Regions from separate parts of the Mus musculus genome. Here region 1 is linked to region 2. Evidence: chromatin loops called from intact Hi-C (ENCODE). Cell type or tissue: heart. All regions are shown on one strand. Links, peaks and the distances in the headings refer to the core of each region. The heading gives the core; the rest is flanking DNA.

What was found. A loop is a pair of places that touch in the nucleus more often than their neighbours do. Peaks named below come from ENCODE experiments on the same cell type or tissue, not always from the same donor. Only the 100,000 strongest peaks of a DNase experiment are listed, where the experiment ranks them.
Region 1: it touches region 2 in a loop (2.3-fold over the local background); 1 of 42 quality-filtered maps calls a loop at or near these places.

What each region holds. Positions count from the first base shown.
Region 1 is chr12:54,122,468-54,134,313 of GRCm38, forward strand. Gm35818 (a long non-coding RNA gene) reads right to left here. Exons shown (of 7, transcript XR_872758.1): 2 at 11,259-11,318. Among named protein-coding and RNA genes, the nearest start is that of Gm35818, 14 kb to the right of the region's middle. In heart, for the core only: no CTCF peak of the experiment used is centred there; no DNase peak of the experiment used is centred there.
Region 2 is chr12:54,181,726-54,193,571 of GRCm38, forward strand. It overlaps Egln3 (egl-9 family hypoxia-inducible factor 3), which reads right to left. Exons shown (of 5, transcript NM_028133.2): 2 at 3,816-3,935; 3 at 2,155-2,291. Among named protein-coding and RNA genes, the nearest start is that of Gm40424, 11 kb to the left of the region's middle. In heart, for the core only: no CTCF peak of the experiment used is centred there; DNase peaks (open chromatin) are centred at 5,676 and 6,156; H3K27ac peaks cover 1,934 bases.

The DNA of each region.
Region 1 (11,846 bases), core at 2,860-7,859, 60 kb before region 2:
GCCCTCTGTCCCTGCGGTTCACTCCTCGGCCTGCCAACCTTCTGCTCTTTTCCAGCCTTTGAGACACCTCAGCCCCTCAGCATCCCCTCTGCTCCCTCACACCTGGAGTCCCGAGTATGGTCTCTCCAAGAAGGTTGGCCTGTTAAGAAAAAAAGAGAGAAGAGGCACAGACTTCAAGCAGCTACTGGGTTTTGGTCCTGCAAAAATCCCTCAGGCAGAAAAGAGTAGGAGGAGAAATATCTAATTAGAATTCAGTAGAGGGATAAAATATTCAGCAAACAAAATTCAAGTGAAGATCTCCAAACATTGCTCTGGCCTCCCTAGCACAGACTCTTGCCAGCTCTGGCTCCCTGATGCTATTGTATTAAATTTTAAAAGAAGAACAGGAAAGATCTTTAGCAAGACACCTGTTCTAAGTTTTAATGCCCACCCTTTGTATATGGGCATACATACACATACTTAATTTTGGAATAAAATAATGCTTGTGTTTGTGTTACCTGTATAATTTTGAAAGATGTTTCTCTACTCTCATAGCTATTTAGAGAATTTCCCCAAGGATAATGCTGAATTACTTTTAAAATACCATGTGATTCCATAAACTCTATGCTGTTATGTTCTGTCTCATTCTGCTCACATCTCTTTAAGTCTTAGATGCTAAAGGCACTTAGTTCCACTAGTCAGGAACAAATGGTTTAGGGTGTCAGCTAAACACCTCAGCAAAAACATCATGATTCTAGAAGTAGTGGCCACAGGCTTCATGTCCTCCTTCCTCGCCAACATTAGACATTTTATTAACTAATCCAATAGTTGTTCAAATTGGATCCTTTATCAGAAATGTTGGGCTTTTCTGTTTCCCAGATTTGGGGCTATTTGAAGACACACAGTGTGATATGTTATGCTGAGAGATGCATTATGCTTCATGGATAATTTCTACGTACAGTCTGAAGGTACATTTGTAAAGTATTTTTCATAGTTTTCTGCAGGAAAGTGGCACATGTGAAATTTTCCGTGTAGGACATTGTCTTGGTCAGGGTTACTATTGCTGTGATGAAACTCCATGGCAAAAGCAACCTGGGAAGGAAAGGGCTTATTCAATTTATGCCTTCACACTATAGTTCATTATCAAAAAAAGGACATGAACAGAAGCAGGGCAGGAACCTGGAGGCAGGAGCTGATGCAGAACCATGGAGGGGTGCTGCTTACTGGCTTGCTCCTCATGGTTTGCTCAGACTGCTTTCTTATAGAACCCAGAACCACCACCATCCCAGGGATGGCTCTATACACAAAGGGCTGGACCCTCCCCCCTCAATCACTAACTAAGAAAATGCCTACAAGTTTGCCTCCAGTCTGATCTTATGAAGGCATTTTCAAAATTAAGGTTCCCTCCTCTCTGATGACTTTAGCTTGTGCCAAATTGACATAAAACTATCCAGTACAGTCATCATGTGTTTAAGAAGTTGTGGATTTGAAGCATTTTAGAAAATCTAAGCTCTGAAATGTTTCAGATTATTCATTACAACTGACTCTTGTTATTTGTTTATTTGCTTATATGCCTCTATGGAAAACATGTTTTTGCCAAGTGCAGATTTCCCTGTGATTGTACACTTAGGTCAGACTTTTTAACCCTTAGAGTATACATCGTATGACAAATGTTGAGTAAAGTTGACTATTTCAAGAGACTTTAGTCCACCTCATTTTTAGGCCCCACTTTCCCAGGTTCACACCACCAGCTGGAGCATCAGACAAAGGACAGAGGATCCAGGTTCAGTTTCGAGCACTTACATGGTAGCCAACGACTACCTGCAACTCCAGTGCCAGGGGATGAGACACCCGCTTTAAGATTTTTTTAAGAGGAAAAAAACTCCCTCTCTCTCTCTCTCTCTCTCTCTCTCTCTCTCTCTCTCTCACACACACACACACACACACACACACACCCCACAAAGAGAAACAGGGAGACAGAGAGATCTTAGACTCTCTGTGCTTCTATAATAAAATGAATGTTATTGTGCCACTGATCAGCAATAGAAATGTAGTCCTCCCAGCACTGAAGGCTGGGAAGTCCAATATCAAGGAAGGTACCAGTGTCTAGAGAGAATTTGCCTTCTGCCTTCTTGCTGAGCCTCACATGGCTGAAGATGCAAAGGTGCACCTCCACGCTCTTCAGGAAGGACACTGGTGCCATTTATAAGGTGGGAGATCTTCTGGCTCAATCTCTCCTGCCTCTTGTACTCTCACTCTGGATATTACATTTCAGTATATAAATGGCAAGGCAGAAGTAAAAGAGGGCACCGATGTTCAGATAGTAGCAACAAAAATGTATAATAACATCTGTCGTGGCAGAGCATAGAGGATACAAAGGCAAGGCAGAAGTTAGACTCCCAGAAACAAACCAGTTCTTTTTTTAGCCATTCATTTTATAGACCATGAGCCTCAGTGTATGTCTAGGAAGTTGGCAGTTTTACATCTCTCTCCAGGAGAGTAGAGCAGGTAGAGTTGAAGATAGGAATAAGTTGAATGCTTCCATAAACAGCCACCCTAACCCCTCAGTGCTGATCATGGGACTGTCTCCCGACTCTGCAAGTCTCTGAAGATCTGAAGTGCAACATCCTGGATATAGCTGAGATCAGATAACAGGCATTTCAAGAAAATTCTCAGTGACATTGGAGACTCCACGCCTTCTTTTTCTTCTTTACTTGGTCAGCAAGTAAGGAAATTTGTATTTTAAAGATAAGGTCAATGATGGTCCCAAAGTAAAATAAGGCAAGGGCTAGGGATGAGACATTCAGCAGGTAAAAGTGCCAGGTGTGCAAGTCTGGAGAGCTGAGGTTTACCCCAGACCTGTGTAAGGAGCCAGGTACCACGGCACATAATCCTAGCACTCCTACTGTAACGTGCAAGGAAAGACTGGATTATTGACAGAAGGCTTGCAGCCCTTCTGAAAACAAGAGGCACCTTGTCTTGGCAAGGTGAAAAGAGAAAAACCAACTCCTGAAAATTATCCTCTGATCTCTGTGCAAATGCAGTGCACATGAGCACACATTCCTCAAGCCCCATCCTAGCACACATACACAGCCGAGAGTTAGGGGTGCTGGTGATAGGGATGGCTTTCACACAGCCTAGGAAGGTCCTTGATTACTAATCTACATCTGTCCCCAGCTTATGACCTTCCTCTTAGATAATAAGAGACAGTCCAAGAAACACCAGGAATTTATAGACAGCTCCTACCATTGACAGGAAAATAGAGGCGATCAAAGGTGACACTTAGAAGAATAGGGAACATGTAGAAGACAGCGCAGGGGGCTAGGAAAAAAATCCAAAATGGTATAATTAATATCCTCAGACAATCTCAGAAAGTGCTTCACATCCGTTATGTTATAAACAAGATGATATTTAAAAAAAAATAGAGAATACTCAGAGGAAAGGCAAATTAAAACAGTTGGAGGTATTTTGAAAGCCCAGTAGAAGGTTTGGAAGACAAAGTGGAAACAATGTCCCAGAAAACAGAGCAAAATTAAATGAGGTGGAAAATGAGAAAAATGAAACTTGAAATTAGTTTCAAAGGTCAATCATCCAAATAAAAGGAGTTCTAGAGGAGGAAGTGACGTCAGGAGTCAGGACACACTCAGCACGGGAGACACGGAAGCTCTCAGACCGTGGGTGTACATGAAACTGCAATCCGATAAATGAAAAAAGAAAAAGGTCTGGGCTGCACACATCCTCAAACGCTTCCAGAGGTGGGAGGGAAGCCCAGAGGGAGCATTGGGAACGAAAACAGCATCCAACCTTTCTGCAGGTTAAAATAAAATGGAGAAGTACTTTTAAGCTTTCAGTAAAAGCAACTTCCCGGACGGAGGAGATTTCTTTGCCTGGGAAAATAATCAACCAAGTCTGATTGCAGAGTAAAAGCTTCTTCTTCTTTTTTTCTTTTTCTGGTAAGTGAGGACTCAGAAAGGTGACCTGGACATTTTTCCTCAGGAAGCCAGTAGATTTCACGCATTAGCAAAACAAAGGAGCAGGCCAGAAGTGGTGGTGCTTCTTCAGGGAGCTGCATGGGGACGGCTGGCATGTCTTAGAGGGGACAGCAGACTGTGTGAGACAAGAGATGAGATGCTTCAGGGAGCTTTGCTGGCAAGGAGGAAAAGATTTAAATGTGTTTGAGCGTGTTAGTAGATTCTGCCTGTTAATGGGGGTGTTTAGAGATTCATAGAAAATAAAAAGGAACGATTATTTAGCTCAAAGGACTACAAGGTGTCACAATGGCTCCGTTCACATAGTATTGTTGTCATTGGCTTAAAAATCATTGACTGTCCCAGGGCTGGAGAGGTACTGAAAGAACTCAGTGGGGAAACCCCCACTCAGCTCCCGATTCGGCGTGCACCCAAGAATCACGAATAGAACACAACACCTTGATGTAACAAGAGGTTTTTTAATGGCGGAGCTCCGGGTCGAAACGTATCTCACACAACAGGAGACAGTGGATTCGACCACGAGGCTTGGAAGCTAGGGGTTTTTATAGAAAAGGAGTGGGGCTGGGGGAGGAATTGGCGCGGTTTCACATGATTGGTCCATTTAAACATCAGCAGCCTGTAACATTTAACTTAGGTCAGAGGGGTGGGAGCTAGGGAGGCGATGGGCCTGCCCGGGCATGTCCTGGTCTGTTCTGCTATGTTCTCAGCCCCAGGTTTCAAAGCTCACAAACAACTCTTTGGGCTATTTAACATACATTACATGAATTACAGTTTTATTTCCTTTCAGTACTCAGCGCTTAGAGGACTTGCTGTTCTTCCAGAGGATTAGGGTTCGATTCTTATGCCCTGTGTGGCCCACAGACGTCTGTAACTTCAGTCCCAGAGAATCTAATGCTGGCCTCTTGTCTCCAGAGACACCAGGTATCCACATGGTGCATAGACATACATACAGGGAAAATACCCATGCACATGTAAAAATTGTAGAAGTTTTAAAAATTGAATATATTGGGCTAACTAAGAGGTATTAGATGTGTTTCTTGAGAACTGAGCAAGTATAAAGAGGCAGCCGTGACGGGGGGGGGGGTACATGGTATAAATCTGCTTTTTCAAAGTCAGAAGCTCCGAAGGTAAAATCAAGCAGGAAGTAACAGTATAAGCAGGCCATCTAGAAACATAGACCTAGCCAAAGGAACGGCTTATGATATTAAGATAAAGGGCTGAAGAGATAGCTCAGAGGTCAAGAGCACTGGCTATTCTTCCAGAAGACCTGGGTTCAATTCCCAGCACCGGCATGGCATCGCACGATTGTCTGTAACTCCTGTTCTGGGGATTCTGGTGCCCTCATAGAGACGTACATGCAGACAAAACACCAGTAAACAAAAAACAAAAATACATTTTATAAAAGATATCATTAAAATAATAATTTGTTCGAATTATTAAGGGGACCATAACTAAAACTTAAAACTATACCTATATAATCAATTAAATACAGTCGCATTGAAAAACAACCACAGCGAGGATTGTTCAGGAAGCTGGTGTTTCTGTTCAGATCTGTTACGTTTCAGGTAAGATGCCTGACCACAGAGCTAGGGGTCCACATGTTCCAGTGTGCAATGGTGTGTGTGTGAAAGAAGACCAGACAGCTCTATTGGTTCAACCTTGAAGAGATTTGAAATCGGAGGGAAAATGAGAGAAATTAACTTTCCAGATAAAGAAGGACTATGAAGGAAGCAATGGCTCAGTGATGGCCATGTCACCAACCAGACCCTCAGGGGACATCCTGGCCAGAGCAGCACTGGGCTGGGAAGGACTGAGCCTTCAGCTACGCTTGCTTCATCTCTTCCGCCAACATCCTAGCTGTGGCTACTGCAGCTGCTGATCTGGGATTTGTGCCCTCACCCAAAATGTCATAAGAAACCTCTGAGATGAGACTACAATGAACAATTTGTCTTAGTCAGGGTCTCTATTCCTGCACAAACATCATAACCAAGAAGCAAGTTGGGGAGGAAAGGGTTTATTCAGCTTACTCTTCCACATTGCTGTTCATCGCCAAAGGAAGTCAGGACTGGAACTCAAGCAGGTCAGGAAACAGGAGCTGATGCAGAGGCCAAAGAGGGATGCTACTTACTGGCTTGCTTCCTCTGGCTTGCTCAGCTTGCTCTCTTATAGAACCCAAGACTTCCAGCCCAGAGATGGTCCCACCCATAAGGGGCCCTTCCTTCTTGATCACTAATTGAGAAAATGCCTTACAGCTGGATCTCATGGAGGTTCCTTTCTCTGCAATAACTCCGGCTTGTGTCAAGTTGACACACAAAACCAGCCAGTATAGTCACCTCATCCACCTGTGTTTTCTGGACTCCCTGCCTCCAAGCTCCTGCCTATTTCCATACAGTAAGGGACTGACAACTACTCTAAGGATCTTTACATTTTTATGTGGCCTAGGATATCTAGGATCTGGTTCTAGCTCTGTCAACAATAGTCTATATGATTGTATACAAGAAAGGCCAAAATACTATTTGTCTAACTCAGCTCGGAAGCTAAATCTAATATGGACCACACTCCCACTAGGCAGCCAACAGCTAAGTGACAAATGGTGGTTGCTCCTTTAAAAGGGGTCAGGAGTATGAATTTGGCTCTCTAGTGCTCTGAACACTGAGGCTGTAGATTGTTATTCCTTGTATAGCTTACCCTTTTTTTCTATTCTTAGTAGGAAAACCTGTTTAACCCCTTAAACGTTATCAATAGAAACCTAATAGCTTTAATGTGCTGCTACAGATCTGTGATGTTTAAAGTTCAATTATAAACTTCCTACATTGACAGTGAAGGCACTAAGTAGGTTAGCAGGCCTCAGATTTAAGGTTACCAAATTTAGAAAAGATAGTACCTTTGTCTTTTCATTGAGATAGACTAACTCTTCCACAGGGTTGGGACATTAGAGATTTTACTTGCTTGCTTGAGACAGGGTCTTACCATGTAGCCTTGGTTGGTCTGGAACTTGTTATGTAGACAAGGCAAACTTAACGAGTTGGACTCTGCTTTCTGAGCCCTGGGATTGAAGGTTTGTACCACTACACCAGGCAAAACATATAGACTTTTAACTGGATATATATAAATGGATACCCCAGCTATTCTATCTAGATCCCACAGATATTGTACATATTGGCTGTTTGTGGCTCACAGCTGAAAAGCCATCTTTAGTGCATGTCAAGGAATTAGGTTGCTGATTCAGATTTGCCTGAAGACAGTGGACTGTTGAGAAGGATGGTCCCTTAGCTTGATGCAGGGTATTTTACGATGGGATTGAGGACCCAGGCGTCTTCTTCCCTACAAATCAATCCTAAAATAAACTTGACCTGATCACAAACCTTTGTTTCTATCCCACTTTCTTCCTCTCCTTATACGTATTATTCTTAAAAATATATTAACTAAATCCCTGTCTCAAATTCTATGTCTAAGGAAGCAGTTCTCAACCTGTGGCTTGCGACCTCTTAAAGAGCTGTATATCGGATATCTTACATATCAGATATTTACATTATAAATTACAGCAGTAGGAAAATTACAGTTATGAATAGCAACAAAATAATTTTATGGTTGATGATCCACCACAACATGAGGAACTGTATTAAAGGGTCACAGTACTAAGAAGGTTAAGAACTGTTGCTCTAAGGAATCTAAAAGAGATGTGATAATCAGAAGTGGTTCTGGGAATCAGCAAATCTAGAGAGGGGTCGTTTATGTTAGAATACCTGTAAGCTGGACCCTATCGAAAATGCTGGCACACGTCTATAATTCTATTGCTAGCAAAGAAGATGGTGAGTTCAAGACCAGCCAGAACTATATGATAAGTTTGTCTCAAAAAAGCAAGACAGGAAAAAAAAAAAAAAAAACAAGTAAGCAAGCAAACAAGAGATGTAGACATATAATAGATAGGTAGATAGATAGATAGCCATCCAGATAGATATTGATAGTCCTTGGTTTGTTATTAAACTTTCACAAAGGAACCAGGATATCGAGAAGGAAGACTAGAAGTTCTAATGATGCCCCACTTCTCCCTCAGTGATAACAAGTTAACAACATAAACACAACACTTTTGTGAAGAGCTAGAGACTAGCTGACAAGACATAGGTCCCTAGGCCAACATAAAATCAAGATGAACATGAGGCTTAATCTTGTCAACGGGGTTTAAAACTGTCATGGAAACACACCTCTAGCTATGCCTATGAGAGTGTTTCCAGAAAGGTTTAGTAGAGGTAAGAAGATCAATCCCGAATGCAGGTATCACTATTCCATGAGCTGGTTCCAAATGGAATGAAAAGGAAAAGTCAGGCTACCCACAAGCATTCTTCTCCCTCTTCTTGGCGGAGTATGCTTTGTGCTGTGGTGGTTGCCTACCATGATGTTCTGCACCCTCAAATTAATTAACCATCCTCTTTTAGTTGCTTTTGACGGGCGTTCTGTCACAGCAACAGAAAAAATAACTACTGCACAGGAGTTTCAGTAAACAGGGGAGAAAAGAAAACCACAGCATTTTGTATACCTGTTTCTTGGACCCTACAGTGTATAACATGTACAACTGGGAAGAAAATTCCCATTCCAGGTCTCTACCTTGGCATAGAGAAGAACAGACCATGTGCCAACAATCTAGCTTATCTGGAACCTGGCTGTCCAATTCAAAGCTTTTACAGACCAGCAAAGTTGAAAAAAAAGCAAACACCAATGGTCACCAGAACTGTATGTAGTTCACAGGAAAATACCAGATGAACAAGAATTCAAAAAAGATTTGAGAGTTTCTCCTAAAGTTTGGGTTGGTTTGGTTTTTTGGTTTTGTTTTGTTTTGGGGGGTGGGGAGTGCATGTTAAAAGGGACTTACCCTGCATGAAACCAAAATGCAAAACTAGGATGTTGGAATGGAGGTTTTTCAAATGCTCACATTTCCAACAACAGATTACATGATATTTGAAGAAGCAGGAATGCATGGTCCAAAGAACCGAAAGGAAACGTCAAGAACTGAAGCTGAGAACATGTTGTATTAGCTGCCTACCAGAGAATTTAAAGTTACTGTCACGGAGGTTCTAAATGGCAGTGTTGGTGACATCATCCGAAACACAAGGGCTTTGCCAGGTAAACAGAAGGATTCTTATTGAGTAAACAAGCATAAAGTCAGATTTCTTTTTACCAGAAAAGCAGGTCTCAGGAGGCAGGCTTCTATTTATCAGGAATCTCTCTTAATCTGCCCCCCAAAGGTCAACTATCTAGGGCAAGATTTCTAGTTCCCCTTCAGTTGGAATAGCCTGAATCAGCTCAAAGACCCCACCCTGCTAACTCTCATGAAATCCTTTCTTTTCTGTCCTGTTACTCCTCCTTCTGCCCCTCCAGAGTTAGCTTTGGCAGTCTGGTCCCCAGCACATGTTTCTTTCCACCCAGGGAGTGATCTACTGCAGGACCTTCATTCCACCTCATGTCCTGAACACACACAACTAAATCAAGTGACGCAGAAACAAAATGAGACTATCAACAGAGACATAGACTACAAAGATGAGCCAAATAGGAAATCTGGTGCTGAAAACAGAATAAGTAAAACTACAAACATGACTCAAGGAATTCAGCAACCAATTGATTGGGCAAAAGCAGAAATCCGTGAACTGGAAGGTCGTTAGCAACCTAGTCTGAAAAGAAAAAAGTAGGAAGAAAAGAGAACTTACATTTATTTTATGGAAGTGTCAGAAACAAACCATGGAACAAAGAGCTTATTTGAAAACCAAACAACACAACAAGAAAAAACTAAGTGTTTCTAAAGCTGGTGGAAAAGCAAACAAAAACTAAACCATCACCAACAAAACCCCATAGGTTTAAAAGCTCAATGAACTTCAACTAGTCCAAAGAAGGACACGAAGCATCAAAAGCAGAAGAGAAAATTCCAGAAGCCACTCAAGAAATCAATGTATCATGCATCAGGCAGCTTCCTCAAGATTACATTATAATTTTTCTTTATTCTTGAGAATGTCAGACATGTACAGTGAATTGTGACATTTACCCCCATTTTCCTGCAGCTCCTCCTGCATTACCCCCACCATGTCCTCTTCCCATCCCCACCCCCATGTCTTTTTCCTCTGTGATAACTCCCTAAGTCCAATTAGTGCTGCCCATATATGCATGGGTGTGAGGCTCTCCACTGGGGAATGGGGAACCTGCCAGTGGGAACACCTTCGGAAATGAACCATTGTCCTTCTCCAGTAGCTAACAACTTCTAAGGGCTCCTAGTAAGGAGGGGTGTCTAGTACTGTCTCAGCAGAGTTGTGTAAACCAGTGAAAGAAAAAAAAAAAAAAAAAAGCCCTGCCAATCAAAAATACTGTATTCAGAAAAACTGCCCTTCAGAAACCGAAGGGAAAGGACTAGGGAGATGGCTCAGTAGGTAAGAATGCTTTATTGGCAATTATGAGCTATAAAAGCCTTGCTTTTCTCACATCTAATGCTGGTCTTTCAAACCCTACTATAGGGGAAGCATCCCATGTACACAAATAAAAAACGTGCTTTAATTAATTTGGCCACGAGGATTTTGGTCAGAGGTCTTTCTCATCCCGTCTTTGGGATTAACAATGGCATGTCCTAATAATCCCATTAAACAAGATTCTAGAATTTAAGATCAAATGCAGAATGTTGGTTTAGTTGGATTATATGGTTTCTGTTTTCTTGAAAAGAGTTCTTATTATGTAGCCTTGGCATGCAGATCAAATGTAGCTCAGGCTGGCATGAAACTCAAGATCTCCCATCTGCCTCAGCCTGTTTAGTTCTGGGATTGCAGGTATGTATCTCTATATCAAATTTCAGTCTTGTTTTTATACACCAACAATGAACAACCAAAAAAGGAAACACAGGATAGAATCAAAATCTTCCAAACTTTTGTGCAGCAAGGATACAACTAATAAAATAAAAAAGCAACCTATAGAATAGGAGAAAATACTGCAAAGCATATTTATATAAAAGAGTTAGAATATTGAAAATTGCAATAACATATTGAAAACTCAGCAATAGTGTAGCAAAATCAGAAAACTTAATTCAAAATGAGCATAGGATATGAGTAGAAATTTCTCTAAGGATAATCTATGAATGATCAGAAAGTCTATGGGAAGATGTTCAATGATCAGTTCAATTCAGCCAATTAGAGAAATGCAAATAAAAACCAAAATGAGACCAGACATGGTAGTAGGCACCTGGAACCCCAGAACTTGGGAAGTAGAAACAGGACTGTCTAAAACCAGCCTGGGCTCCATAGCAAATCCCATACTCACCTGGATTGTACATCAAGACTATCTCAACAGCAACAGCAAGAACAACAGCTATAGCAACAGCTGCAACAAAAAACAGCAACATCATCAACAAAAATAGCAACAAAATCAATAGCAACAACAACATCAGCAATAACAGTATCAACAGCAACAACATCAATATCAACAATTATAGTAGGACTTTCTTGAACCCACCAGCTGTATAAGTTATGACACAAGACATCTATTATAGTTTAAAGCTTAGGCTGTTTGCTTGGACAGTCTCCCAGTGTCTGTTTAGACTTAGCCCTGTATTTCTAGCCTACGATCAGCTCCTTCACTAGCTCTGTCCCTTTCTCTGTTCTACTCTGCTTTGTGTTTGTCCCTTCTGCGTCCACTCTCAATTCTCTCACTTCTGCTTTCTTCTCCCTGGAAGTTTCTGCCTGGAAGTTCCTCTCTCCTTCTTGCTCTAGCTATTGGCTGTCAGATCTTTCTTATCACTTATCACTAACAAGACAATCTCTGATACAATTCTGATACAATTCTAGATTGCTGTTAAACAGGTGAAGAAGGACAAATATTTACAAAATAGAATACCCAGTGATGGGCAAT
Region 2 (11,846 bases), core at 3,832-8,831:
TATTAGAGGCCACCAAAACCTTCAAACTCACTCTGTGAAGCTCATAATATAATCATCTGTAAAACCACCACTATTTTAATTTATAAGTACTTCCTTGGGTTCAATGCTCTATAAATGTCTTATAACACAGGTGTTCTGGGGACTGCCGGGTCCTGCTCTGAGAGCTCAGAACTCAACAATGCTATCCCTAGAAACTTCTCTTAAGAGCTCGGGCTCCAGCGGATGATTGGATGGGTAGGGACTCATTTAAGACTGGAAGAGACTTGCCCTGCTAAGGATGGAGGCTCAAGATGATGGGAAGGGAACAGGGAAGGGAAAAGGAGGTAACATTTGAGAGAGGCTTTCACAAGTAGCTTCGTTCAGTCTCGGAACCTTTCTAACTCTCGGCCTGCTTTCTTTAGTTTTAGGCATTGGTGCAAAGACTCAGTACAGACACCTCTGGGATTTCCACTGCTCCTGGTACTCGCTTTATCCTATTCATGGGATAGACTGTAATTGGAGCTATCTCATGCTTGGGTTTTTAAACCTTTTACTTTTATAATTATTTTTAGCCACAGTACTTCCCATGGCATCCCATCTCATCCCCCACTCCACCCCCAAGGGCTTCCAATCACTTTTGCTAATGTTTTCTCTATAAAGTTGGTCACAGTGGGGCTGGGAAGTAACTCGAGAATCCTGCCACCAAACAAGGCCCTATTATTGAACCCCATAAAACAGGCCACAGGTAGATGTCAGCAGCAGTAGAGGGACTAGAGGCCTGTTTATACAGAACATGTCACAGTGTGACCAATTCTGAAACTCTGGGGCTCAGATGAGGATCTCTGCGGAAAGCTAAGCTTGGTAATGCTTAGCGCCATCCTTCCACACACAGCCTTTCCTACCTCAATGCCCTTCCCAGTATAAGCCCCACACTCCACATCACTCTGCTCTCTGCCTGGCCCACGTTTGGAAAGAGAAGGGAGAACTCAAGGCAGAAGAGGACATAAATACTTTTATCAGCTTTCTAGATTAAGATTAGACAATTCTAGCTGGGCGTGGTGGTACACTCCTTTAAGCCCAGCACTTGGGAGGCAGAGGCAGGCAGATTTCTGAGTTCTAGGCCAGCCTAGTCTACAAAGTGAGCTCCAGGACAGCCAGGGCTACACACAGAAACCCTGCCTCGAAAAAAACAAAAAACAAAACAAAACAAAAAAAAAGATTAGACAATTCTAAAATGTTCAGTGAAGGGGGAGGGAGGGAGGGAGGGAGGGAAAAGAAAAAGAAAGAAAAGAAAAAAAAAAAAGAAAGATGAAAGGTTTTAAGAACATTGAATTGTAGGTCTAGGGTCTACTCAGTTGACAGAATGTTTGCATTGTGTGCATAAAGCCCCAGCATCAGAAAAAACTACATGCAATGGCACATGCCTGTGATCTCAACACTCAGGAGGATCAGAGATTCAGGGTTATCCTCTGCAGTGTAGTGAGTTCCAGGCCTTGTCTCAAGGATGGATAGATGGATGGATGGATGGATGGATGGATGGATGGATGGATGGATGGATGGACGGAGCAAGCAAAACGATAACATCCAATTGTTATTTCATGGATAATGCTTGCCCGGGCAAACTTTAAGCTATGAAAGAGTGAAAAGGAAGTAAATTCAAGAAAAATTAACTCTTTCCTTTCCCAAGGTTCGTTCTTTGCTTGAACTGACTGTAATTTCACTCAAAGAAGCAGCACTCTTGACACATGGTAACCAGGGCTAGCTCAACCTTAGCTTGGCCTGTTCCCTGATGCTTTTGAGACTAGATCTCGCTTAGCTCATGCTGCCTGGAACTCTCAGTGCTCCGCAAGTGCTGGTATTACGGAGTGTACCCCAAAGCAGGCAACTCTAATTGTTTCTAATGGTCAAGAAGGAAGGGACAGAAAGACAGGGGAGAGCACTCTGAGGACCTGAGACTTCAGTATGCACAACTCACAGGATAGGAAGTTCATAGTTACTTTAAACTGAAGTTAGATTTGTATGCTAGTGAATCCTAAAGAGGTTCCTTCAATTTCTATCACTCCAAATAGGTTCGCCTATCAGCTTTGGGGTATACCCCAAATTAAAGGACATTAGTTTTCGGGGATCTGGGGTTTGTATGCACCCTGGAAGAGGAACTGTGGCCCCAGCTCTTACCTGGTGGCATAGGAGGGCTGGACTTCATGTGGATTCCTGCGGTCTGACCAGAAGAACAGAAGTCTGTCAAAAATGGGCTCCACGTCTGCTACAAACGATTTCCCTTCCGGAAATATCCGCAGGACCCCTCCGTGTAACTGAAGACCAAGAAGAGCATCAGTTATTTCCTGGTCTCATGTGCGGTTGGTTGATCAGCAATGTGTTAGCTCTATGCAGGAGAAATACTACCTGTTCCTCAACTTTAAGTGGGTTTCATCCTGTAAATACTTATTCCCCCCTCACACTTTGGAATCAGACTTGCATCAGACTTAGCTATGGATAGCCATATTCAACTTCATCTCAGCATCTTCCCCTTCCCAAGGCTATGAAGGCCACAGACACAAAATAGAGGACAGCCAGAGAGTGCCACACCAAACTATCCATGTCAACCTGCTTCAACCAGCCAGAAACAAGCAGAGGAATCCTGAGTAATTTCACAGTGCCACCAAATATTAAGTCTAAGCATGCTTCCCATACAGCTGCTCCTGCAGTAACAATTTATAGCCGTCCTCTGAACTCTTCCAATGCCCTCTGACCCCATTGACTGGGCACTTCTGTGACCTCTCACACCATGCTATCTACATCTTTCTGGACATCTATCACTCTCTTCACCGCCTTTTCCTTTTCACGTGTACAATCAATCTACTTGTCCTACTGGAACAACTATCTTCTGGGTAGAAATCAGGCTTCACGCATTACTGTTTTACACGACACAGTCTAAAACGCGGAAGAAACTCAAATCTCTGTTGATTTCGTTCTTTCTGGTTTATCACTGTTGTCCCACTAGCTCTGCTCACAATGGTATCCCAAAAGATACTTTTAAGCCCTAAAGGAACTGTTGTGGTCTAACTACGGAATAGAGTGGAAAGATCCAGGACCCCAGCTTAACAGTCGGAGTCTACACTAACAAACCGCAAACGGAGATGCAGAAAGTTCAAAAGCTAAATAAGCTTTGCAGAGCTCTCCGACCTCACAGACTCCTAAATCATCCCTAGCTCGGAGAACTTGACACGAACTCCACATCTCTACCATCTACAGCTGCCGTTCACAAGCGACAACGAATGCCACCCCCATGGGACATATCATCCTGAGATAGAGGATAGGGAAGTCGCTCTCAGGGACAGCGTTGAGACCCCACCACTCTGGGTTTTTTTTTGTTTTTTTTTTGTTGAATTCTCTCAGTGTTGCTGCTGGGAGGGAAAGGTATGCATCAGATGCTGAGCTGAGGGTCTCATCAACTCTGCATCCCAATGTTCAGTTACCTCCCTTCATTAACCCCTGACCACAGTCACCCTGCCACCCCCCAACCCCCTACCCCCACCACGTTAACTCTAGAGCCACTGATCTTAATCTTATCAACTCTGGCATTAATTCCATAAGTGGCAGGAGGCCGGGCAGGTCATAAAACAGTGGACACTGGCTATTAGAAAGTATAGCTTTCCTAAGGTTACTGGAAGGTTTTACCTAATTGGAACTGGCATACTCTTTTGATCTGAACTCTCAGTGTACCCCTATCGGCACCTTCTACAGCATATATAGATCCCCCAAGCTCGCCCTACCCCACAAAACACACACACACACACACACACACACACACACACACACACACTATTCCACAGTACCTTGGCGTCCCAATTCTTATTCAGGTAGTAGATACAGGTGATACAGCGGCCATCACCATTGGGGTTGTCCACATGGCGAACATAACCTGTCCCATTTCCTGGATAGCAAGCCACCATTGCCTGTAGAGACATCCCAAAGATGCTGTTTTAAAAGAAAAGCTTAGATAGTCTCCTCCTACAGCAGACACATAAAATACATAAATTTGGGTTACGATCAGAACATAAAACTAATATAAGGTAATCTTTGGTATGAAAGTGTAACAGGCAGACCCTGTCTTAGGCCTCAGTGCAGGATAAGTGATCCGGTAATAGTCCCACCTTCTAGAACATTGAGAACTTTCTAAAGAAACCCATCTACATCCTCAACAAGATGCTTGCCTTTCTTTAATATCCCTTTTTGGAAAAGCAGGATCCAGGTTCGCATCTGAGCCCTACGAGGTCAGAATCCAGAGATACAAGAGGCAGGCACAGTGGGCACATACATGTAAATGCCTGTACTTGGAAGCTGGAGCAGCATGCACGAGGCCAACCTGGCCTACAAAGGGAGAGACCCTCTCTAAGAGGAAGGAAGGAAGAGAGCGTGCAGAAAGAGAAAGAGTCTTTGGTGTGGGGCTCAGAGACCGTGCTTGGTTAGCAGTGGCCCTGAGCTGTGGAATCACGCTTGTTTTCTTACAAAACCATGTCTGATCCTAAAGGTGGTAAAGGTCAGACTTAATAAAAGGCAAGAAGAGAGAAGGGTCGGTGGGAAGCTAGACCTTAACACTCAATAAGAGTCAGCACACACAATACAGGGAGATCTCTTTGAAGGAGAAAAAAAAGTACATATATGATACCAATGAACTTGTAGATGGTTCTTTGTTGAAACCAAATTAATAGCTTTCTTCTGCCGTGAAAGCATACTTTCAGACATACTTAGGGGGTCTGAGTTGTAATATTCCTTGATAAATAGCAAGGTTACTTCACGAGTAAAAAGACTAGTCCAGACCAGTCCCAAACTAAGCCACTGACAGATCAGTGATTCCCAACAGAGCCTGAAAACAGAGCTGGGCCTCACACACACTTCGTGCTAGAGGATGAGTAGTGGCCTGGCTTTGCAATGAACCTGAAGTTTAAATCAGAGGATATCTACACCTTTTATTTGTCGCAGCTAGCAATCCCTCAGCCCACCTCAGAAAGAGCCACTATGCTGTCACGTGTAGAGCTGAAGTTGCTCTGTTAGCCTGAACGTCTGTCTCCCCGAAAGTTGGATTTTGAAGTGACTGTAATAAGGATTTGACAAATTATGGCATTATCAAATAGATGGTGTCTTGAAAAAGGGTGATTGCTGGTGTGGCTGGAGAGGAAGAGACAAATGAAGTTGCCTACAACATAGGGAATTACCTATTCCTGGAAGCAGTGGCCAGAAGTGTAAGGGCCAACAATGAAAGTCACTTAGCACCATTACTCCATGATTTCCCCCACCATCCCAGTCTCCCCTGCTGTCAGTCAGTGCTTTAGCTTTATATTCCCAAACAGCTCTGCTCCCAGAAAAGGTCAGTGGTCTGGATGCCTGCCATCTACCTCGTCTGCAACTGTCTGTGGTCCCAGGCTATTTCACATGATGAGGAGGACGGGCTGTGCAGTTTATATCGATTGCCGATTTGACAGGATGTAGGATCACCTTGGAGACAGATCTCTGGGCTTGTCCGAGATAGATTTTGTAGATTGGGTTAATTGAGGTGGAAAGACCTGTCCTAACTAAAAAGGGAGAAAACGAGCTAGCTGGCCACCAGCATCCTTTTCCCTCTGCTTCCTGACTGTGGAATCACCCTGACCAGCTGCTTTGAGCTTGCACCACGACTTCCTGCCACAATGCACTGTGCCTTGGGACTTGAGCCAAAATAAATCCTTCCTTCCTTCAGTTGCTTTTGTCCGGTGTTTCGGGTGTTTTGTTACAGCAACGAGACAAGTAATTGACACAGTCCTCCAACGTCCAAAGAGAGAGAAGACTCGATCGGAGCTCAGTGTACCGTGTGTGGAGAGAGCAGTGTCTTGCAGCACATTAAGAAGCACAAATGGGCTTTAGAACTCAGCTTGAATTAAAATACAGGCAGGAAATACAGACTGTTCCCACAAACACACCCTCCACTAACTGCTGCAGGTATAAAAGAGAGAATGTGCCGGCACAGTTCCTTGTGGACTTACCACTAAGACACCTCTCTAATTGTGAGCATACACGTTGTGAAGGGAAGGGGAAAAAAAATCTTTTTTTCTGGCCAGAGTGCAAGTCACCCTCTCTCTGACTCCAGAAGCCATGTGCACCACGTTTAAACAATGGGAGGAAACCACGGGCCGCTCAAAGGTCCCGCCGCAACCTTACTGACCAATTGTACCACTGAGGTTTCTGGCTGAGTGCCATAGGAGATGGGTTTTGGCTCAGACACATTCCCAACTGCCAGGATCTCAAACTGTGAAGCTAAGGATGCACTGATGGGCAAACCTCAGTGTTGAGTCATCAGACCCATGCCAATTTGTGCACGGGGCAGTAACAGACTCCGGAAACTGATGGGCTTATCAGATCTGTTATCTAAACCTCATCAAGTCTGTAAAAGGAGCCAGAGTGCAGGTCCGAGGGAAATGTTGCAACACTTCATTGTTTTATGGGAACGAGGAAGGTATCTTACTATAGGGGTTTTTTATTGGTAAAAACTTCCTGACTTGACCAATACTTGAAATCTACAGCAGTTTAATAGCACATCAGTGTCCCTGTGGTAGCATGGTCACTGTACCCCTGGTTCTAGGCCTGGGCTTGCAGATGAATCAGCGTGTCTTCTGATTCTGCACATTCTCTGACGTGTCACCGGCCCCGGCACTGGCCCCGGCACTGGCCCCGGCACAAACCCCCCATCCCCAGAGGCCTCTCCACAGCTCTGTAGCAACAGGAAATGAGAGGAATGAACCAGGTGTTCCCGAGCTGGCTCAACACCAGAGATATGTGCTTCAAGACACCTCCATGGTCACGTTCAGGCAAGAAGAAGTGCACACATATAGAAGAACTAAAGCAGAATCCAAGTATAAAATCTACTTTACAAAAGGCCACCAGGAGAAAAGAAAACCATGCATCTGTGAGGGGCTGTGGGAGAATTACTGTGTTCAGAGATCAAGCCCAGGGTGGACACTCCAAGGCCTCAACTGGATGTTCCAAAGCAACCAGCCACAGCTAGAGTAAGGAGACAGTTTTAAAACCAGTATGCACAGCTTCAACTGTTCACTCAGCAACAATGATCATTCACACTTAGTACTTCTCTACAGATCAAACTGCAGATGGGGGTGGAGGAGGGGGTGGAGGCAAGCAGTAGAGTCACACCTAACATGTGCCACAGCATAGGTCTGGCTCCTAGCCGCTCAAAAAGAAAGAAGCCATACCATGCATTTTCATTAAAATGAGTATATATATATCACATTACACATTGCTCAGGACTTTGGAATCATATTTCTTGGTATAACTTGATCTTTACAAATGCAAAGTTGCATGTTATGCAAATTTTTACTGAGCAAAAAACTTTTTAAAACTGATCATTTTATTTATAACAATTAACAATTGATATACAGATATTGTTTAAGCCTGAAACAGTATCTCACAGCTGTTACTCAGTTCCTGAGGTGGCTGAAGCAGGAGCATCACACATTTTAGAGTAGCCTGTCTAACAAAAGGAGATGCAGTCAAAAGGAGATACAACGAAAAGCCAAACCATGAGCAGTAGAACTGTAAAGATATCTGGCTGAACAGCCTTTAAATTTTGGTCTACTGACAAATTGGACCTCTTACTTACTAAACAAATATTAGCAACAGCTTTTCAAGAGTGTTTTTTAATTCTCCTTTTGGGGGGGGGATTTAATATTATTGCTTAATTATGTCTCCATGGGTAGGAAAGGACTGGTGCTGGTGGAGGCCAGGAGGTATCAGATCCCCCTGAAACGGGAGGTACAAGCCACTGTGAGCAGCTTGACCTGGGTGCTAGGAATCAAACGCAGGTCCTCTGCTAGAGCACTACACACTCTGAGCACTACACACTGAGTATCATCTCTATGGCCCTGCCTGAGATGGGGAGGAGGAGGAAGGAGGGGAAAGGAGGAGGGAGAGGAGGAGGAGAGAGGAAGAAACACCTTCTGTGCATAGCATAAATCTAGTGAGTACAGCAGTCTATGTACAGGGTTACCAGGATCTATGTACAGGGTTACCAGGATATCCAAATGCTCTCTGCAACGGTTAGACCACAAAGACCAGAGGGAACTGACAAAGTAGCCGAGTTGCAGTCTTTGCAAGGTTTGTTCTTGAATGTGGTGGGTTTTTTTTGTTTTTGTTTTTGTTTTTTTTTTCTTTTTGTTTTTGTTTTTCGAGACAGGGTTTCTCTGTGTAGCCCTGGCTGTCCTGGAACTCACTCTGTAGACCAGGTTGGCCTCGAACTCAGAAATCCACCTGCCTCTGCCTCCGGAGTGCTGGGATTAAAGGCCTGCGCCACCACGCCCAGCTCTTGAATGTGTTTTTAAACTTAAAGACAACCGAAGCTGGCATGTCAAGTTACAGTCTGTATTTGGCTTTGACAAAGAGCAAAAGGACTCCAAATATCCTTTACAAACTAAATGCAGAGAGCCTTGGGGTGCTGACTGGAACTGCAGCTTCAGCCCTCAGCCTTCAGCCTCAGTCCTTTAAGGACCCCAAGATTAGGTTCCTACAACATTAATGGCTGAAGAGCAGTGGTTGACTCTGGGAAATATGCCTGCCACCAAGCCAGGCTACCCAAACTCTATCCTTGGGAGCCACAAGGAGAATGAAGAGATCAAATGCCATTTGTTGTCCTCTGACCTCAGCCCTGCACACGATGGCATGAATGTGCTCATATACATTTGCATGTGCTCACGAGCATGCATGTGTGTGCGCGCACGCGTGCGCACACACACACACAAACTAATGTGAAGGCCTCTTAATAAGATGGCAACAGTCATGCAAAGCCTTTTCTAAACTTAGGAAAATGTCACCAGCACAAAGTTCACAGTAGCCATCAGCTGAGCCAGCATACGAAATTGAACAAAAAAAGGAAGGTCTGGATGTGAGGGCGAAACCCTACTCAAAATGTTTTAGAAATTTTTTTAGCGGCTTCTTAAAACTTTTCTTCTTATTATTATTATGGTGTGTGTGGTGTGTATGTGTGTGTGTGTGTGTAAGCATGTGTACACACATTCAGAGGCCAGAGGACTAAACTCAGGTGGTCAAGTGCCTCTACAAGGTGAGCCATCTCATTGCCCAGCTTTAGAATTTTTACAAATTTATTTCAACCACTTACGGGGTTAGAGAAAGGAGCTGTAGGCAACTCGAGCTCTTAGAGAACAAAGGTAGGCAAGGGCTCAAAGTGTCATTGGTTATCTTAGCATCTTGCTTGTTATCCCCATCAATGTGTCCCATGAAGCCCTCCCATTTCCTCCTTTCCAGTGCCTCTGGCTAGAGACCAAGGTGACCGAAAGAAGGGAGAAAAGAGAGTGTGGTTTGGTGAGCAGCACCATGGCTGCGTCCAGCTCCCCCACTTTCCTTCCCAAAGGAAGTAGTGACAGAGTCCAGTGTATGTCAGGTTCACAGTCCTCTCAACAAACTCCAAATCCCTAGGGCTCCCTATTGGTCCAGTCTCACAAGGAAAACTCCTTCTGCCCTCCTCACATGCCCTATGTTCACGCTAAAGCCAGCGCCAGTCCCTGAACCCACACGCCCAGTGTACTGCTACACATTAACTCCACTGCCAGTGCAGCGTGGTGATGTGTGTGCCCTTCCACCTGAATTGCACAACCAAGAAGGAACTTCGGGACTTCTGCAAATGGGTGTTACAAATGGCTGAGTTCCTTTGAAGTGGGTCTGCCTGCCCTTCCGGTTCTGGCAGGGGCGCCGTACCTGGAAGGGCAGATTAACTCACCATCTTCACTTTCCAGCCACTCCTCTCCAAGTTCCAGCGAACTTGGCCCTAGCTTCCAGATCACACAAACACCAGCAATTCTGCAGAAGATAACCTTCTATGAAATTGTTCCAAGGTCTTGATGATAGAGCTAACAGGTACCGAGTACCATAGTCTTTTGGGATCTTTATGTTAAAGAAATAAATTGGCTCCACACTCTGAGAAGAAACACTCACAAGAGCACACAGACATCCCCCCCATCCCCCCACCTCCACACACAACACATACATACGCCAACAAGTTTGCAGAAAACTATGGGAGACCACAGACTGTAATATCTACTGGTATCCCGTCAAAATGCCACTACGGAGGGTCCCTACTTGTGCATGAACTTTTGAGTGAGTCACTCCCCCTCCCAAGGGCGCCCCTGAAACGCTCAGGAGACCAGGGCTTGAAGGGACAATCTTCATTCCTTTCTCAGCTGTAGCTAATTCCTTGGCTTGAAGGGGATTCTTCTAAGTCCTGCAATTAGGCATAGTAAACAGGCCTGGCGACATCCACAGATCAGCGCAGGCTGTCTGGGTTTGGGAAAGCAGCCCTTCCCGTGGAGGTCTGGCTCTGGGCCAGCAGGGAGATGACTGAGTGACAGGGCTACGTGCGCTTCGTGAGAGTGGCAGCCAGCCCACACCCGAGCACAACGCCAGGCAGCCAGAGGAGGGAACAGACTCTGGGGAGCCCTGGCTCCTCCCCCACCGCTCTCCAGTCACCAGAGAAAGGCTTTCGGCGGAGGCTTCCTCCCGGCAATTACAAAATCAGCCAGTCTAGCAGGCTGGAGGACGCTAAAACAAGTGGTTAACCATCTCCTTCCCAAGGCTTCGACCCAGATGTTAGCAGTTGTTGCTTCCTAAAACCTTATGGGCCCGGTGGTACTTCTACAGAACCTGTTTAATTGCCTGGTTCCTGGGAGGGTGAGCAGAATTTGTCCGGACTCAAGGCTGTTCTCTCAGAGGGAGTCATTAACCCTGGTTATTATACGGACCTAGAGGTTACCAAGTGTCCCTGCAGAACAAATCCATTAGTCACCCTAAAGGCAACATGGGGTTGGGACTCACAGCATTTAACTTCCTTAACGTGAGAAACAAACTTATCAGGAAAAAAAAAAAAATCAAACTTCACCTGTAGTGCCTCACTAAAGACTAGACACAATATGGAAAGGCATCTCTGAGTGAGTGTCTTTATGCTTTCATCTTAAATTAATCCCAAAGTATATGAAGGAATCCACAGTGATTTAACTGCAACCTGTAAGAAAAGACTTTATTAACAGACATAGCTGCCAATCAAAATGTCCTGGAGAAGAAAAAAAGGCCTTCCAGATACACCGATGAGATAGGAGAATCCTATATTTGCACTTCAGCGCTTAGGAAAATGCATTTGCTCGGTTAAAGACTCCACGCACCAAAAGACAGTGCAGTCCACACAACTCAGGAAATGCAGCACTCACGCGCAGTTACCGCACAAAAGCTCATGCAGCACTGACCACGTCCCTGATTGTAATGGGTACATCACAAGTAGTGTCGCATGTGCACCATGAGCCCACCAGGAGGGTATTCACACTTGCAGCAGAAGAAATGGAGGCGCAGGGGAATTAACTTGTCTTTGGGTCAGTCTGGCTGAAGACTGTGAGGCTGAAATCCAAAGCTTAACAAGCAAGCTGTTTAAGGTGCAAGACTAACTAGCTTGTCCCGAGCTTCCTGGGGGATTTAAGGGTCTTCGGTTCTAGGACAACTCCAGGATCCACCTCAGATCACAAAATACACGCTGACGACCTCCAGGTAAAATGCTGGGGTGTTTGCACTTGGCCTACCCAAACCCTCCTGTGCTCTGTAAGTCATCCTGAGTCAACTTAAACACCTTAGAGCATGCTATGCAAATAGCTGTCAAACTCTATGGCTTAGGAAATGACAAAAAAAAAAGGACCTAGACATGTTCAGTGCAGAACCATCTTTTCCTAATATTCTCAATCCAGTTGAGACTGCATCTAAAGATTCAGAGGAGACAGCTATAATCATTTCACTGTTTCCCACAGAAAGAAAGTCATGAGAGGCAACAA